Regions from separate parts of the Homo sapiens genome. Here regions 1 and 2 are each linked to region 3. Evidence: chromatin loops called from intact Hi-C (ENCODE). Cell type or tissue: endothelial cell of umbilical vein. All regions are shown on one strand.

Evidence for each region. Peaks named below come from ENCODE experiments on the same cell type or tissue, not always from the same donor. Only the 100,000 strongest peaks of a DNase experiment are listed, where the experiment ranks them.
Region 1: it touches region 3 in a loop (4-fold over the local background); 17 of 110 quality-filtered maps call a loop at or near these places.
Region 2: a loop joins it to region 3, with 2.5 times the contacts of the local background. A loop is called at or near these places in 7 of 110 quality-filtered maps.

The regions. Positions count from the first base shown.
Region 1 is chr1:243,791,055-243,793,554 of GRCh38, forward strand. All of the region lies in intron 2 of AKT3 (AKT serine/threonine kinase 3), which reads right to left. AKT3-IT1 (AKT3 intronic transcript 1) reads right to left here. Exons shown (of 2, transcript NR_046761.1): 2 at 2,151-2,500. Among named protein-coding and RNA genes, the nearest start is that of AKT3-IT1, 2.1 kb to the right of the region's middle. In endothelial cell of umbilical vein, no CTCF peak of the experiment used is centred here; DNase peaks (open chromatin) are centred at 767, 1,027, 1,537 and 1,877; H3K27ac peaks cover 1,572 bases.
Region 2 is chr1:243,761,155-243,763,654 of GRCh38, forward strand. All of the region lies in intron 2 of AKT3 (AKT serine/threonine kinase 3), which reads right to left. Among named protein-coding and RNA genes, the nearest start is that of AKT3-IT1, 32 kb to the right of the region's middle. In endothelial cell of umbilical vein, no CTCF peak of the experiment used is centred here; no DNase peak of the experiment used is centred here.
Region 3 is chr1:243,842,160-243,844,659 of GRCh38, forward strand. It overlaps AKT3 (AKT serine/threonine kinase 3), which reads right to left. Exons shown (of 14, transcript NM_005465.7): 2 at 966-1,123. The coding sequence starts at 1,011. Among named protein-coding and RNA genes, the nearest start is that of AKT3, 6.8 kb to the right of the region's middle. In endothelial cell of umbilical vein, no CTCF peak of the experiment used is centred here; a DNase peak (open chromatin) is centred at 1,182; H3K4me3 peaks cover 208 bases; H3K27ac peaks cover 1,713 bases.

The sequences.
Region 1 (2,500 bases), 51 kb before region 3:
AAAAATGGCACTGATAGACTGGCTCGACTCAAGGTTGCCACAAATCTTCAATTTGTAAGAAATGCAGTATTAGCAAAGTGCAATAAAACAAGCTAGGCCTGTACTTTAAATCATCTCTAGATTATTTAAAACACCTAATACAATGTAGATACTATATAAATAGTCACACTGTATTGTTTAGGGGAAAATAAGGGGAAAAAGTCTATGCATGTTCAGTATGAACGTAACCATTCTTTTTTTTTTTTCTCAAGTATTTTTGACACACAGTTGATAGAACCACAGATGCAGAACCCACAATGGGTATGAGAGGCGAACTGCATACCTATTATCTCAACTCCACTCCACTGGATAGAACATACTTCTCTTTGCTTCCAAAATTAAGTCCATCCTCAAAAACGCAATACGCCTAAAAACAACTCTGATTCATTATACCTTTAAACAACAGATTACTCAAACCAGAGCATTAAGTAAAATGGTTTTGTAAAAACTGTAAATATATGACACTAATAATTCAACATGTATATCACAGTATGAGTGCATATACTTTATGTTAATGAACAGAATTTAAATGAGACGAAGGATAAATGGTGAAGAAATCTTGCCCCCTTCCCTCGTCAACAATTCAGGCAAACCTAAATAAGAGGAGTCACTTATTCCAGTCCCCTTCTCTCAATAAGGAGGAGAGGAAGAGAAACATTCTGCCCCTGGGCGGCATAAAGAACAAACTGTGCTCCTGCAAGCTTCATTCAGTAGCTCTGGACCAAATGAATCAACATGTTTATCTGCTAATACAGCTGAGCTCATTTTAAAGTGTTATGCACTTAAAAGGAAACAAACTTTTTAAAAAACAAAACTAGTAAAAATTAGAAAGTTTTTGTTGTTTTAGCAAATTTAGTTAGGTTTATGAAGACCAAAAATTAACAGAATAAATCTTCTATTTTGTCAAAATGTTTATTCTCAACTGAAGAAGATTTAAGGAAACTCAGGCTCAAAAACATTTGATCTAGGGGTCAAGGACAGTCTGACTTCTTAGTTCTGCCAGCAGTTTTTTAAAGCTGCTTCCTGTACTAGGGAACGTTCACTGTTCTTGCACAAACAATAATAAGTCATTTATACAAACACCTTGGTTATTCTTTCCTTTTAAATTCACTGGTAATAACAAAGGCTACCATCATGATTCTAATAAACATTTTGAGCTTTTACCATTAAATTTCTATTAATTTATTATTTGTGGGGAAACAATTTATTCACTTAACTCAAAAATATGTCTCCAATGCTGCCAATCATGTGCCCGACATTATAGATAAAAGTCAGCAAAAGAGATACAGTCACTGCCCTCCCAGAGCTTCCAGTTTTGCTGACAAGATATTATGGAATTATACATCTATATATATAACCCGGACTATGAAAAGGGAAAAATATACCATGAAAGCAAACAACATGATCTGGCCCTGGGGGTCAGAGGATTCCTTTGGCAGTGATAATTAAGCTGAGATTAGCCTTACAATCACTAAACATGATTTGAAACACACACATTCCAAATCATCCTAGGAGTAGGAATGCTTACAGCTACATGGGGGAGGGGAGAAGAGTTTATAGGAGCCAAGGTAAAATCCATGACTTTAAAAATAAAGGTGAGAGCTTCATGTGTACAACACCAAGAGATCACTTATCTCTGTAGGAAGAAAAGCAATGGCCATTCCTAGCATACTTTCACTCAAAAACAGGTTTCGTAGCTAGAACTATTTTCCAATAATAAAGCCAAACATCAGCTATCAATCTAATAATCTCCAATCATCTCAAGTCCTCCAAACACATTAAAATGAATTTATAACAGTAAATGTATCACAAGCCTCAACACCCCGTATAAACCCAGTAATGAAAAAAGATGTCTTAAGCTTCACATATCACAGGTCATCTAATGTCAGAACAGAAACAAACTTCTAGAAATCATCTTGTAATAAAACACTTTTCACTGTGCAAATCAGGAGTAACACCCGAAGTGAAGCAGCAGCACTTACAATGTCACACATCTAGTTCAGAGTAGAACAGGAGGCTAGAGCATGGACTGCCTGAGTCCACTCTCTATGCTTTTTCTACCAGCATACAGCAGCAAATACATGACAAGAAACACACGTTGCAAATAAATAAGGCAGAATTTTAAGACACAAATTGCATTTCAAAATTTTTATTTTAAAATTTTTTTTACATATTTTTAGGGACAGGGTCTCACTATGTTGCCCAGGCTAGTCTTAAACTCCTGGCACAAGCAGTCCTCCCTCCTCAGCCTCCCAAAGTATTGGGATTACAGGCACAAGCCACCGTGCGTAACTCAAAATTTTTATACATTTTCAACTGACCCACACATGCTGCAGGCTCTAGAAAACAAATGCTCCCTCTTACCACATACCACAGAAGAGTAAAACTGAAAACAACAGCTGGGCACAGTAGCTCACACCTATAATCCCACATGCTATGGGAGGCTGAAGTGAGAGGATCT
Region 2 (2,500 bases), 81 kb before region 3:
TATCAGACACAGAGTGTAAATGAAACAACTACATTTACTCTATGTACAAGAAAACAGAAGCCAAACTTGAAATTTTCCTCAGTGAAATATAAAACTATACAAGAGACATGTCTAATTTGGAAGAGAAACAAATTTTGAGAACTGAAAAATACGATGTCCAAAAATAAAGACTCAATGGACAAGCTAAATATCATAATTTAGACAGAGGAATGCTTATCTTCAGTGAGTAAAAGAAAATAAACCCTGACCTAGAACTGTCTTACTCAGTAAAAACATCCTTTAAAAATATGGAAAAAATGAATGCATTTTCGCACAAATAAAAACTAAAAGACCATCAATGGATAAATGGATAAACAATATGTGGCATATACATACAATGGAACATTACTCAGTCTTAAAAAAAGAAATTTTGACACATGGTACAAAATGGGTGAACCCTAAAGACATTAAGCTAAATGAAATAGGCCAGTCACAAAGGGAAAAATATTGTATGATCCCACTCACATGAGTTACTTTACCCTTAACCATTTAAACACATTAAATGACAACTACAAGCAAAGCCCATAGCACCACGTTGGATATTTAATAAGAAGTAACTGTTAGCTGGGAAGAGATACTATTAACTTAATGATGTTAAATTTTTTAAGGAAAGATGAATGTACTTTAAAAAATATGTACACATTTTAAGAAATATAATAAGTATTTTCTTACTGAAGCAAAAAGGCACAGAATTTTGATTCCTTTATCCTGGAATCTCTCTTGTCTCAACGTTGCACTGTCACTAATCCAAACTGAGTACCTCATAAGAAATTGGGATGCTAGGACAATTTCTAAACGTCAAAATAACACATTTTGGTCAGGATACCTGGCAACTGTAAATGAATAAAAACATCTACAGTTACCCCCAAATTTCTGAAGAATACGTTTAATATCTTCTTAGGAATTCTGAGTGTCTAAGAATTTCTGGCATGTATTTAGTGACTAAATCATGTGAAATGGATACTTAAATTATGTTTATTAAAGTTATCTTTCATTCCTAGAGGGGAAAAATAATCATTTATTCTGTTTAGATTGCTGATCATCTGTTCCTAAATTTATGTCAACAGAAAATACTAAAAATCATAGACAATAAATTTGCTATGTAATATGTTTATTAAATACCCCCTTTGAAACTCCTTTGTAATAATTTGATCAAGCTAACACACATTTTTCAGAAGCAAGGTATTTCAGGAAGAAGAGATAATGTCAAAATTATCTTTTTTATCTGACTGATGTATAATCAATGATCCACCCTCTACAGATGGCTATGAAAGCATCCAAAAACTGTTTCTATGTGACAGAGCGCATCATGCTCCAAACGGACTGTTTTCCGTACTATTAATAAGACTATTAACATACTTTCTCTCAAACCCTTCGTTTCAATCATAAGTCCCACTTCAAGACTCATGAAATAATTTCATAAAATAAACAGGATATGTGAATGGTTAAAACATTGACCTAAGCACATCTGGCAACACAATTTATGCATGGCAAGGTAAAGATCATTGACACTGTATTTAAAATGTAAATCTTCTAATCTCCCAAAATCATGTACTCACTGTTCCAGAAACATTTCTAGAACGAACCAGAGCTTTCAGGATTAGGGCCAAGTATATTATAGTGAATTTTAATGTTGGCTTATGGATCTGATATCTGTCATTTACTTACTTTATGACATAAAGACAGACTTATCTGAGTAGAAAATATTTTAACAACTTATGAAAGCAAAAAATTGATATTTCTAAGTATAATTACTCAACTATGAAATCAAATATCAAATTTTTCTACTGAATGAAAAATTATCCCCTCATTCTCCATTAAGTATTGCCTACTAGCTATACAAAATTGTACGGCTTATTACTCTAATAAAGAAAAACAATATAAAGTTTATTTTACTACTGTTAACTAATAAACTAAAACCAATTTCTAAATCATCATTTTATTCTACTGAAATTCGCATACATTTTTAAAAAGTGAATAAACAGCCTACTCAGTAGAATTTTTGTTTCTCAAGATTCTAATAAGAACTTAGAACAATTTTATCAATTAAAAATGATATAAACTTTACAGCCTCAGAATACATCACACTAAAGTAATTTTCCAATTGGTAAGCTATATTTCAGAGAATCCTGCTGTCTTTAAAATCCTATCATAACTATGTAATAATACAAACTTTATCAATTATATTCAATGAATGAGAAGCTAGTGCTTTACTGTGAATCACTTGGAAGTTCACCTTAATATTTACTTTAGGCTTGAGCTCAAAACCCATTCAGGACAAAAGACTCTACCAGCCCTTCATGGATATCTGTTTATCACTACTGGCTTAAAAGCATGCCAACTGATTGGGGAAAATTTTGCAACAGATTTAAAATAAGGAAGGAGTCACAGAGCAGATGTACACATCAAAATTCTATAGCATACTCAAATTTAAATGAAAACGATTAGAACAATGTCAAAA
Region 3 (2,500 bases):
ACGACTTAATAAGGCTCATTTAAAAAATAATCCATAATCACATTTAACTATGACAACAGCTTTTCAGGATAGGTATTTACTACAGACCTTCAAAAAATATTAAAATCAATATTAGGAGGGAACTTGTAACCATAAAGTAGATATACAGGAACTAAAAGGTTCTGAGAATGGAACAGTCCTCATCCTACTCGACGTGGCCATGTGGGTAAACAGTAGTTGCCTAGCAACTAATCTAAACTCTAAATTTCTAATAAATATATTGACCACATAAGCAGGTGATCTCACAGATGATAAACCGCTTTACATCGAAGGGTTCTTCCTTTAATAATAAAAAATAATAATGTGCTTAAGTTATTTATCTAAAGTAGGAGTGAACAAGGTGTATTAAACCTAGATGATGAAAAATAAAAATACGAAATTAAACATAAACATACACACACAAAAAATCCTTGTCCTCATTTGGCCTTTTACGTCAGGACTTTACTTACCAAATTTATGGGATTAATCCATGAGTTTGCGGGTGAACCCTTTCCCCTTTTCTACTTTAAGCCATTCCCCTACAACCATTCAAACTGGCTTAATTCTCTTATTTATATATTTACATGTGATTAAATGCATATAGGATCGTACTTTTACATATATTAAATGATTCTAAAGATATCTCTCCAGATTACAGAACCTGTAGACACCACAGAAAAATACAACACTTTCTGTAACACGCTACACACAACATACCAGAAAGTCAAACCTAACTTAACTAGATTATAAATGCTCAAAATCAAGAATTACAAAAAAATCCCTTAATAACAAGCAAATTCCTAACACACGTTAAATATATCATTTCTCTCTTACTAGACATAGCATGACACAGTTTAACAGTATCAGAAAAAAGATCAACTTCTAAGACACCACTCACTGCTAGCACTCTTACCAACCGTATTATTTTTGGTTTGCGGAGCACTTACCCCTCTTCTGAACCCAACCTTCTTTCACAATGGTAACATCGCTCATGATGACTCCCCTCTGAGCCCCCAACTTGGAGAAATGGTACTTTGTGATATCAGCTTTAGGGTTTGGATTCTCTGCTGCTGCTGCCCTTCCCACTCTCTAGTGATGACTCAGCCTGGAAGGAAGTATTGAAGAAAGAATTTTTTTTCCATTCTTGCAACTCACAGAGCAATAACAAACAACTAATTCTTTGTAAATGTCTTCAACTGGCCTGACCTCACATAAAAGTCTGGCTCTTCAAACTGGGGAACTTATTTATTAAATAGTTCTATAATGAAAGCACTTCCCTAGTCTTGTGACCAATTTCAAATGATAGTGAAACTTTTAACCTAAGAGGTTGCAACAAAAAAGTCTTAAGAAAACCAGTCACGCCTACCCAAATAATAGAGAAAATTTGTTTGGTGATGTGTATTTGAGGTGAAGAGGGAAGAGAATGAAAGTTAATTGCCCTAAATCCCTGTAATTTCAGAAGCAATTGTAAATTTTTTGTTTTTTTTTTTTTTGAAACGGAATCTCACTCTGTCGCCAGGCTGGAGTACAGTGGCGCGATCTCTGCTCACTGCAACCTCCACCTCCCAGGTTCAAGCGATTCTTCTGCCTCAGCCTCCCAAGCAGCTGGGACTACAGGTGTGCGCCACCACGCCCTGCTAATTTTTGTATTTTTAGTAGAAACGGGGTTTCACCATATTGGCCAGGCTGGTCTCAAACTCCTGACCTCATGATCCACCCGCCTCAGCCTCCCAAAGTGCTGGGATTACAGAAGTGAGCCACCACAACCAGTCGTGAATACTTTAAGTGATATAAAATACAACGTACCAAGAACTCATCATTTACGTATTCTTACTCTGCCTGTTCCAAGAAATATTTTAAGGAGATTAAAAAATAATTGATTTCATATTATGTACTTATTATAAAGTAAAGTGAAACAAAGGGAATATGAAAGTAGAAAAAAATATTTAGTACTCAAGATGTGCCAAGAACTGTTACGGGTACTTACATCTATTATTCTTATGTGATCTTTATAACCTTATGAGGATACTATTAATTCCATTTCACAGACAAGGAAACTGAGGCTCACACAGATAAACCAACTTGCTCAATTTCAACACACCTAGTAAATGTGGAGCCAAGATCTGAACCCAGGCTGTCTGACTCCAGAGCCTGCATTCCAAAACTATACTGCCTTAAGATAAAAAGAAGTCAGAGTAAAGGCATACATACTTGGGAAAGATACGTCACAAATTTGGCATGGAGCTCTTGGGAAGACAATGCAAATAACAAAACACAACAGGCTTTCCTATTTACAGTATCCAAAAAAAATTTTTTTTTGAGATGGGGTTTCCCCCCATCATCCAGGCTAGAGTAGAGTGGCACAATCATAGCTCACTGCAGCCTCCAATGGGGGTCAAGCAATCCTCCCACCTCAGCCTCCTGAGGAGCTGGACTACAGGCAGGCATCACCATGCCTAGCTAATTTTTAAAAAAAATTTTT